Linked DNA regions of Homo sapiens: region 1 is linked to region 2. A link is a loop called in an ENCODE intact Hi-C map of the cell type or tissue named here. Cell type or tissue: endothelial cell of umbilical vein. All regions are shown on one strand. Links, peaks and the distances in the headings refer to the core of each region. The heading gives the core; the rest is flanking DNA. Region 1 overlaps APCDD1L-DT (APCDD1L divergent transcript). Region 2 overlaps APCDD1L-DT (APCDD1L divergent transcript).

Region 1 (5,375 bases), core at 90-5,089, 52 kb before region 2:
GCTCAGCAGTCCCCAGCTGTGGCCTCCATCCAGCCTTGTGGCAGCCTGGGAAGTGCTCCTGTTTCCATCTCTCTATAAGAAACTGAAGGCCAGAGAGGCTCAAGAACTTGCTCAGATCTGAGTAGAGAAGATGGGATGTGAACCCAGGACCGCCTGACTCTGCACCCCAGGGCTTTAAACCATGTTTCTGAGCGGCCCCACCATGCTACCCACCCCGGCCCTGACAGGGAAGGCAGGGAACGTGTTGTGTTAACTGGGGAGGCGAAGGGAAGACCTGCTCCTCCATTCATCCTCAACTCCTGAGCTTGGCCCCAAGGAGACACTGCATGTGTCTCCAAGTGTGGATGAAGGACCCTGAGCATCAGGATGTCCAGGAAACGAGACAAAAATGCACATGCCCGGGCCTCACCTCGCCTCCACTGACCCTGAATCTCTGGGTAGCTGATAACTTCCCCAGGTAGGGAGTTAGCAAATGAAAACACAGGATACCCAGTTAAATTTGAATTCCGAGTGAACAATGAATAACTTTTTAGCATAAGTATGTTCCAAATATTTCCTGGGATATACTTACATTAAGGGATTACTCATTATTTACCTGCAATTAGAATTTAACTGGGTGTCCTGCATTTATCCTGGCAACTCTTTTTCCAGGTAGCACAGATGCCTGAAGAACAAGAGCTCTCCTATGGACTCATACCCTTTAGGAGCCCAAATTGAGCAGGTCCTTGTGAGTCCACTGCACGCTGACCCTATTTCAAGTTCATGGCTCCCACATTAGAAACACAGGTGAGGTCCCTCCCCTCAGGAAACTCACATTCCAGCTGCACCTCCCAGGGTCCCTGCCGGCTTTCACAGGTGGGAAGACTGAGGCCCAGACAGGGCAGGCTGGTGGAGGAGGCCCACAGGCTGGTTGGACCCCCGGGGGGAGCCCCTGCCCCAGGCAGGCCTTCCCGGTAGACCAGGGCCATCTGGGCTCAGACTCCAACACCTGGCATCAACCGAGCGAGAAGCGGCTCACCCTGCCCCACTGGGACCGCTTCCCGCCCGCGTTGGCCAGATGGATGGGCAGAGCTGGGGAGCAGGGGGGCTAGGGGCTGCACCGGAGCCAGTCCAGATACCTTTGCAGGGAATGGAGCAGCAGTCAGCTCTGTTTTCGTTCCAGCCTTGGAGAGCAGCCCTTTCTGGGCAGGGGAATACATACATACACATAACTCTCACAGCCCTGGGGCTGTTTCATTTCAAAGAAACCTAAGGTTCGGAAAGAATCTAATTAAGCGTCTCCTCTGCAGTTTTATCTTGCATGAAATATAATTGCTTGTGAAACTTGGCTCATCCCCGACCAGGAGCCAAGGGGTCAGCAGCTCTGCCGGGATTTGTGTGCGTGTGGGTGGAGGAGGCCATGGGGGTCCCGAGGGGCTTTTTGGGAGCAATGCCAGAGCTCATGAGTTGGTCCCCTCTCCTCTTCAATCCAGTAGCCACCCCACCTCATCCAAAGCCCCCTCATTGGTGCTGAGGAATTTTAGGAGTTGACTCTCTTCCCCCAGGTTCTAGAGGCGGACAGTGCAGAGTCCCAGTCCCTGGACTAATTCTATGACCCTGGCACATCACTTCATCTTTCTGGACATTTATAAAATCCATAAAAAGGAGCTGATCATTGCTTCACTGTAGGATTGTCACAGGATTACATGAAACCCAGCGCCCAGTGCTCCATGGATGCCATCCGAGCTATGGTGCTGCTCTGATCAACTTTCATTTTTGTGTTGGCCCAGTGTCATTGTCCTCACAAGAAGCCCCATGAAAGCAGGAATTTTCTTTTGTCTGCTGTGGAATCACCAGCATTTAGCATCTGGAACAGCTCAGGCTCCAGGAATGTTTTCAGCAAATGAATTCATGAGAAAATGGATGTCTTAGAGTCTGGGAGAAGCTAGAGTATAGTTTCAAGGAGCTGATGACAGCCTGGAAGGAGAAGGGAGATGAGGGACTGTGTGGTCCACAAAGTGCTTTGAAAAATATTCCTGCCTGAAGATGGGATCATCAGCCCCATTTCAAGGTAAAGAAACTGAGGCTGAGAAGGGAGAATCAAATTCACTCAGGATGCTCTTCGAAAAACACTGTTGAAAAAATGAAAATACAAACACGGTTTCCAGTTACCAAGACAGTCTTCAAATAGTCTCACATATTATTGTTCATTCATGCCCTTGTACAATGTCCTCCTAGATTGAATAGGGCTGACCTGTGTTAACCTAAACAGGTTTTTGTAGAAATGACCATGTGTGACTTCTGAGGCTAGGTCATGGCTAGGCCTGGCTTTCTCTTAGGTGCTCACTCAGGGGGAAGCCAGCAGCCATGTCGTAAGGACGCTCAAGCAGTGCTCTGGAGAGGCCTTAGGTGCTCACTCAGGGGGAAGCCAGCAGCCATGTCGTAAGGGTGCTCAAGCAGTGCTCTGGAGAGGCCCGTGTGGAAAGGAGCAGAAGCCTCCTGCCAGTGACCAGCACCACATGAATGAGCCACTTTGAAGGCAGATCCTCTGAACTTAGTCAAGCTCTCAGATGACTGCAGCCCTGGCTGGTACCTTAACTGCAAACTCATGAGAGACCCCAAGCCGGGACCACCTAGCTGAGCTGCTTCTGAACTCTTGGTCCACAGAAACTGTGTGAGATAATAAATGTATATCATTTTAATTACCTAAGTTTGGGAGCAATTTGTTATGCAGTAGCAGATACTTAATAAACAATGCACAATTGGAAAAAAATGATTGCCAGACACATACCTAACAACACATATATTCAGAATATAGGAGGAGCTCTCTCAGCACAGGAATCAGAAAAACAACTGAAGAAAATGGGCAAAAGATTGGAACCAGCATTTCACAAAAGATATATGAATCGACAATAAACACATGCTAAACATCATTACTCATTTGAGAAACTTAAATTAAAACCATACAGAGATACATCTACACACTTATTAGAATAGAAAAAATAATTTAAATCTGACAATAGCTAGTGCTGATGAGGATATAGAACAACCAGGCCTCCCATTTATTACCGGTACAAATGTAAAATGGTGCAGCTGCTTTGGAAAGCAGTTTGGCAGCTTCCTATAAAGTTAACCATATATTGATTTTATGACCTGGCCATCCCACTTACAGGTACTCACGCAAGAAAAATGAAAATTCGCGTTTACAAAAACTTGCATGTGAATGTTTGTAATGGCCTTATTTGTAGTTGTCCAGTCTGGAAACAACAAAATGTCCCTCAACAAATTGTGATATATCCTTGCAATGAACACCGCTCATTATTAAAATTACGGATACAGGCACCATGCAGATGGATATCGGGTGCATTCTGCTGAGTGAGAGAAGCCAGACTCAAAAGGCTAAGTACTGTGTGATTCCAGCTCCATATGATCCACCACATGCCAGGCTGGAAAAGGCAAAAATAGGAGGACAGAAAACAGACCAGTGGTTTCTGGGGGCCAAGGACTGAGGGATTTTAGGGGCAGCTTGACTCCAAAGAGGCAGAGGACGCTTTCCGGAGTGATGCCACTGTTCTATATCTTGACTGTGGCAGTGGTCACAAGATTGCATGTGTTTATCACAATTCCTGGAACTATGCACCTAAAAAGGGTGAACTTTAATCTAGATAAATTATACCTCCGTAAACTTGACCTTTAAAAAATCTGCCATTTGACAAGAGTGTCAAAACCATTCAATGGGGGAAAAGAATAGTCTCTTCAGCAAATGGTAATGGAACAACTGGACATCCACATGCAGAAGAATGAAGTAGAACCTCCTACCTCATGCCGTACAGGAAGTTGATTCAAAATAGATCAAAGAGCTAAATGTAGGAGCTACGACTATAAAACTCTTAGGGGAAAACATAGGAGGAATTCTTCATAACCTGGGTTTGGCAAAGGATTCTTAGATACTACATCAAAAGCATGAGCAATAAAATAAAAAATAGATAAACTGGACTTCTTCAAAACTAAAAGTTTTTGTGCTTCAAAGGACCCTATTAAGAAATTGAAAAGATGACACAGTAAATGGGAGGAACTGTTTGCAAATGATATGTCTGATAAAAGACTTGTATCCAGAACATATAAATAACTCGTACAACCCAATAATAAAAAAGGCAATCCAATTTTAAAAGGAGCAGAGGATCTGAATAGACATATCTCTAAAGAAGATCTATAAATGGCCAATAAGCATAGGAAAAGATGCTCACCATTGTTTAGGGAACTGCAAATCAAAACTACAATGAGACACCATGTCACACCCACTAGCACGGCTAGAATCTAGTCCAATGGCAACAAGCATCGGCTCTCAGAGGATACGGATAAATTAGAGCCCTCCTGCGCTGCTGGTAGGAATTGAAAATGGTGCAGCTGCTTTGGAAAACAGTCTAGCAGTTTCTCAAATGATTAAACATAGAGCTACCACATGACCTAGCAATTCCAATCTTAGGTATATACCCAAGAGAAATGAAAACATACGTTCAAGCAGAAGCTTGTACATGAGCATTTATAGCATCATTACTTATCATAGCTGAAAACAACCCAAATTTCCATCAACGGATGGATGGATAAACAAAACGTAGTATAGCAGACAATGGAATATTAATTATTCAGCCATAAAAAAGAATAATGTACTGATACCTGCTACAACATGAACTTCAAAAATACTCTGCTAAATAAAAGAAGCCAGTCACAAAAGGCAAATATTGCATGATTCCATGTATATCAAAGTCCAGAACACAGAAATCTTTAGAGGCAAAAGGTAGCTTAGTGGCTGTTTAGGGCTGGGTGTGGGGCATGAGGATAGAGCTGTGATAGTTAAATGTTACACGGTTTCCTTTTGAAGTGAAAGTCTATTAAAATTGACTGTGATGACAGGTGCATGGATCTGTAAATATATTAAAAACCATTGAATCGTATGCTTAAATGGGTAAAATGTATAATTTATGAATTATAACTCGGTGAAGCTATTTTTTTTAAAAAAGAAAGAATAAAAAAAAGACACCCAGGCCCTGTTGGGCTGAAGATTGAATCACTAAGTAAAGGCCCAGGCAAGTCTGCTGCACTGAGAGACGTCCCTAATGGGCCACGTATCTTCCTGGCTAAAAATCTGTCTTAATGGTGTTATTTTCAAGGTATTCTCTTCCTGTATTTTTCTCCTCTGTGGAACATGTGCCCCCAAAACCAGAAATTTTATTTTGGGGGGTGGACTTGGACCAGCCCTTGGTCTCTGTAACACACCTCAAGTGTGGCCTCCAAGGTACAACCTGAGAGAATCCAGGAAGACTCCGCCTCCACGCACAGCAGTGGGCTGTCCACCAGGTGCTGGCTGTGACTTCACCCTGCGGTTCTGCCAGACA
Region 2 (5,375 bases), core at 121-5,120:
GTAAAATCCTGCCCCAGGAAAAGTCTACCTTGTGAGTGCCTGACAGACAGGGGTGGTGGAGGAGCTGTGAACCATGATGCTTCTTCCGGCTGCCTCTGCTTTCCGAACTAGCCCCACATCCTACCATCAGCCACTCTGCAAGTCAGATTGTTCTCTAGATACAAGGCCCCCAATCCCAACTCTGAGCCTTTGCACATACTGCTTCCATTCCCAGAATGAGCTTCCACCCTTAGTGAACTCAAGGACTCCTACACATCCACCAAAACCCAGCCTCAATATCCCCTTTCCAAGAAGCCTTCCCTGACTGCCCCAGCAGATTCTGGCATCCTTCTCTGGGCTTCCACAGCTCAATGTGTATAGCCCAAATTGTCCTCCAGCCCAGCAATGTGGCAAGATCATCTGTACAACCCCTGTATCAGGCCACATCTTAGGGGTTCCTGGAACATCATGGGCACCACCAGCTCCTACTCCCCTCTGGCCATGCACAGCATTTGGAGTTTTGGGGTTGAGACCTGAATTTGGCACTGATTCCCTGCCCAACTCTAGGCAAGCCAGTCCACTTCTTGGGCCCCTGAATTTTTTACCAGTAAAATGAGGGACATGAATCTGCCTCACAGGATTGTGATGGGGGTTGAGAGAAACTCTGAGTGTGGAAGTAAGGAAGAAGGGGCACCTTCACCTCTTTAATAATGAATCAAATAAGAGGCTAGTTATTCCTGCTATCTCTCCCTTTCTTCCTGTTCTCTTCCCATCTCCTCTGATCCTTTCCACTCCCTGCATCAAACAAATGGGTTCTGTGGGAAAATTTCACCAGTCCACCAAGAGAAGCACCGGTTTGAAATCCCCGAAGCCACATGGCTGTGAGGGTTGAGCCTCCCTCTGGGTGAGGCTCTGCTGGAGTTAGCAACAGAGTCCCTGCACCATTTCACCACTCTGTTAAGACCCAATCGATCTCTCCAGCAAAACCTCCTGCAACAGCAAAACTGTGGCAAACAGATTATAGGAGGATTAATCACCCCTGCCCCCGCACTCCCGCAGCATTTTGTACCTACCTCCTCTAAGTACCGTTAATCAAACGATGTACAGAGGGCCTCCTCCACCCCCAGGGTGACTTTGCTTTGTGCTGTAAGACACCACTCAGGCGTTACCTCTGGGGGAACCTCTGCCAGGCCCCCTCTCCTGGGCACCTGCTCAGGGCCAGCCAAGCTCCTCTGCAACCCCCATTGTCACACTGTCTCATTGGCCTTGTCTGTTAAGGTCTCTGTACTCCTGGGGGCGTAGGTGTCCAGGTATCAGGGTGCTGTGCTTGGAGACCGGTTTCACAGCTTCTCCAGGGCCACTTAGACCTACTCCAGAGACTTGTATTGGAAAATTCAAGTCCAGGAACACTGCGTTTCTTGAACCCCAGAGGCATTTACAGAAGAACTGAGCCTTCTGTGGAGAATATGAGATACTTCATTGACCCTCTCTGAGCCTCAGTTTCCTCATCTGCTCAGTCAGGGCCATGACTCTCTACCTCACAGGGTCCATATGAGCTGTTGTATGTAAGGCCCAAACATAGAGCCTGGCCCCTCTGAAAGCTCAAAAAATCCGAGGGAATCTTGTTGCTATTATCAAAACAAATGCACATCCAAGCTTTGCATGGGACAAAACAGGAGTCCCAGTGGGGGAAGAGAGAAAGCTATTCTATTCTGATGGATGAAATACAGTAGCATTCAACTATTACCATCATTTTAAGGGGGTGAGGGAGGGATAAAGAGCTAAAGATGTAGTTGCCCTTGGGGGGGAATTTCCACAGCTCAGCCCCTCACTAACACTTGAGTTGGATTCCCCTCCAGTGGAAGGTTATCAGCAGGGAGCCCGTGGCAGCGTTCACCCCATGTGACCAATGAGGAATCTGAAGACCAGAAAGGGCCTGCCCTGAAAGGGAATGGAACCCTGACGCAGGCCACAGCGCAGAAGGACCTTGAAAACACGGCGCTAAGTGAGAAAAGCCGGACGCAAAGCACTACATCCCCTATGAGTCCATTCAAAGGAAATGTCCAGAACAGGCAAATCTGTAGAGACAAAGCAGACAGAGACTGCTCAGGGCTAGAGGGAATGGGGGGATAGGGGATGATTGCTGAAGGGTATGGGGTTTCTTTTTTGAGGTGATGAAAATGTTCCAAAATGGACAGTGGTGACAGTTACACAACTCTGGGAATACACTAAGAAGTGTTGAGTTCTACACTTCAAATAGTTGCATTGTGTGGAACGTGGATTGTATCTCAATAAAGTCTTTTTAAAAAGAAAGATAGGCCGGGCGCAGTGGCTCACACCTGTAATCCCAGCACTCTGGGAGGCTGAGGTGGGCAGATCAGCTGAGGTCAGGAGTTTGAGACCAGCCTGGCCAATATGGTAAAACCCATCTCTACTAAAAATATAAAAATTAGCTGGGCGTGGTGGTGTGTGCCTATAATCCCAGCTACCCAGGAGGCTGAGGCAGGAGAATCACTTGAATCGAGGAGGCAGAGGTTGCAGTGAGCTGAGATCGAGCCACTGCACTTCAGCCTGGGCGACAGAGTGAGACTCTGCCTCAAACAAACAAACAAACAAACAAATAAATAAATAAATAAATAAATAAATAAATAGAGAAAAAAGAAAAGGAAGGGCATTCGCTCAAGTTCAAACAGGCAAAACGTCTCATAGGCAGGACTCAGCCCCAATCCGCCTATCCTCATTCATGCCCCCGGTGCCTGTCCTCCAGCTCCAGTCCTATTTCTTCAGCCCCCAGACTTCACAAACAACTCTCAGGTCTGAGCACTTGGAGAACCTCTATCCCGAGAACACAGCCTACCTCCCCATAGCTCTCACCCCACCGGGCCCTGTTTCCAAAAGTGTGAGTCAGTGATCCGTTTTCTGATCACATCCACAGTCCGAGGCTGTGAGTTTCCAATGGATGGTACATTCTAGAAGCTCCCCCCCCCTCGCCCAACTCTGTGAGCACCAGCTTATCTGATCTGGCGCAGACGACTATAAATAAACAGTTAGAGACTGCCCTGTCTGATGAGCCATTTTCTGAGATCATATGAACTTGCTTTTAAGTAGCAGCTTTTCACAGATCGGTTGCTATGAGGCACTTTATTAAAAACCACCCATTTGCAGCTAAAATCCAGCTCCAACCAAATCCAATTTTCGTATCTACTGCTTTTTTAGACATAATGATCAGGACATCGTTTCTGTTTCTATGGGGAAGAATGGATTCAAAGGGCTGTTTTTCTGTGTGTTTTCTCTTTCCTAACAAGCAAGTAGACCACGCATGTTTAAGGCGGCTGTGTGCCATGGCCCTGGAGACCTTCAATAGAGACCAAATATTTATGCTTTGTTAGCGCATACAGACTTCTCCGGTAATGTTGATTAGTGCTAGAGGCTTATCCAACCAAGGTCAGGGGCTTGTGCCCCCCTAAACCGGGCCCATTAGCTTCTCTTAGAAGTAAAGCTTCTGCTTCATTGCCGCCTGGCTGCAGCCCACACACCAGCCCCTCTCCCGCTAACAAATATTACTGATCATGCTGGAGATTGAATGGAAGACAATGATGGGCGGATGGTGCTGTGTACTGGGGCCAAAACAAAGAACATGCCCTTTTCATAATGGGTCCTCCCCAAGACCTTTGTATCATTCAGCCTTTTTAGAAGCCCAGAGACAACATGCATGGTGGTGAGAGGCAGGGACTCAGCATCCCCCAGGGTGGACTCTTGCTGGGCTCAGGCGGCCCCTGGCTGGGTGATGGCGGGTGTGGCTTTCAGAGCCTCCATGGCTTCATCTCCACTAAGGGTGAGAGCAGGCCTGTTTCAGAGGATTGGGGCAGGGGTGAACAAGGGAACAGGCACAGAGCACTCAGCACAGTGTTTGGCACAGAACAGACGCTCAATCCACAGCCGCCACATGGTGACGATAATGATTATTAATACATTTCCAAGGTGGCCTATGTTTATTGAGTGTCTTTTCAGCACTTCGTTTTTCAGTCATCAGTTGGTTGGATAATTTGCAATTCACTTTAAAATTCGTTAAGAGGGTAGATCTCATGTTGAGTGTTCTTATCATAATAAAATGAAAAAGAACTGATTGGAGTTGGAAGCTATTTCTTGGAAGCCTTCTGTTTATCAAATCTTCCCTCTGATCTTTCTCCCCCATCTCCTGGGTTTGAATACAGGCACACTCATTTAATAAATATTTGTAGAGACCTACTGTGCAACAAACCCTGCAGGGAAAGGGGAAATTCAAATGAGCAGGATCCAGACCATGCCCCGGGAGCCCCGGCAGCTACTCAAAGAATCAGACAGAAACCGAATCCCGAGACCAAATATATGTATAGCCAGAATGTACATTGAGCAGGTCCAGAGGAAGGGAAGGGGGGAAGGAAGGAGAGGCCCCTGCAGAAGAGCAAAGGCTTACACCATAGAGAAGAGTTGTCCATGGGGACAAGTGAGGGGATGGATGCATGGCAGGAGAAGCAAGCGACAAGAAGTCTGGGGGTGGAACTGGAGCTCAGATGTGAAACCTGGAGTTAGAGACCAGGGGGCCACTGTGATCTGCAAATGATGGGAGGGGATGCTCAGCCAGGTAGTGTGGGCCACGAGGGAAGAGCTAGGCAGGAGCTTCACGTGTAAGGGAACGAGGAGGAAGTACTAGGGAGGGCAGCATCCCGGCACAGGGATCCTTCCAGAGGGGACCCTAAACTCCATATGCAGAAGGTCAAGGGAGCTCTCCCTGCAGGCCTCATTGCCATATGCCAATTCCATTGCTCACTCTGTGTTTTGTAAGGGTGGCTTGTGCTAGTCCTGATGTTTTCCTGTAGGGAGCCCTTACGGTTCTCTACACCCCTTCCTACCAGACCAGCCCCAGCACCTGGGCCACTTACAACAACCTTCTCCCAGAAAGTGGCCTCTGGACTTCAGTGTTTGGGGGAGGGGGTTGGAGGGATGATAGCTCACTACTTAAAAAAATTAAAAGACACAGCAATTGGGCTGAAATAAAACTCTCACCTCTGCCAACAACATCAAAGTAGAGATTAAAGGCTGATTTTCAGATTTAAAGGCACTGTGCTGATGGCTTTGGGTGGGACCCTGTTTCTGCAGAATTACTGGTAATAGCAATTCTAGAAACAGGTTACAATAACAGCACTTACCAGAGATACACTATGTACTAAGGTCTCTGGATGATAAAGTGGATGGAAATAGCTCATTTCCATTCCCAAATTCACTAACAGAGAGAGCAGTTAGCCAGGGCAGACCATGGGTAATGATGCTCGGTTGTCTGTGAATTAATTTCTGGACAGTACTGCCAGGAGCTAATGCATTTTTCAGTGAAGAGGAGTTTCAAGAAATCTTAATGC

Evidence for each region. Peaks named below come from ENCODE experiments on the same cell type or tissue, not always from the same donor. Only the 100,000 strongest peaks of a DNase experiment are listed, where the experiment ranks them.
Region 1: it touches region 2 in a loop (2.1-fold over the local background); 2 of 110 quality-filtered maps call a loop at or near these places.

Annotation. Positions count from the first base shown.
Region 1 is chr20:58,600,333-58,605,707 of GRCh38, reverse strand. The region is part of intron 6 of APCDD1L-DT (APCDD1L divergent transcript); the gene reads right to left. Among named protein-coding and RNA genes, the nearest start is that of LINC01711, 32 kb to the left of the region's middle. In endothelial cell of umbilical vein, for the core only: no CTCF peak of the experiment used is centred there; no DNase peak of the experiment used is centred there; H3K27me3 peaks cover 141 bases.
Region 2 is chr20:58,548,390-58,553,764 of GRCh38, reverse strand. The region is part of intron 6 of APCDD1L-DT (APCDD1L divergent transcript); the gene reads right to left. Among named protein-coding and RNA genes, the nearest start is that of APCDD1L, 36 kb to the right of the region's middle. In endothelial cell of umbilical vein, for the core only: no CTCF peak of the experiment used is centred there; a DNase peak (open chromatin) is centred at 3,024; H3K27ac peaks cover 666 bases.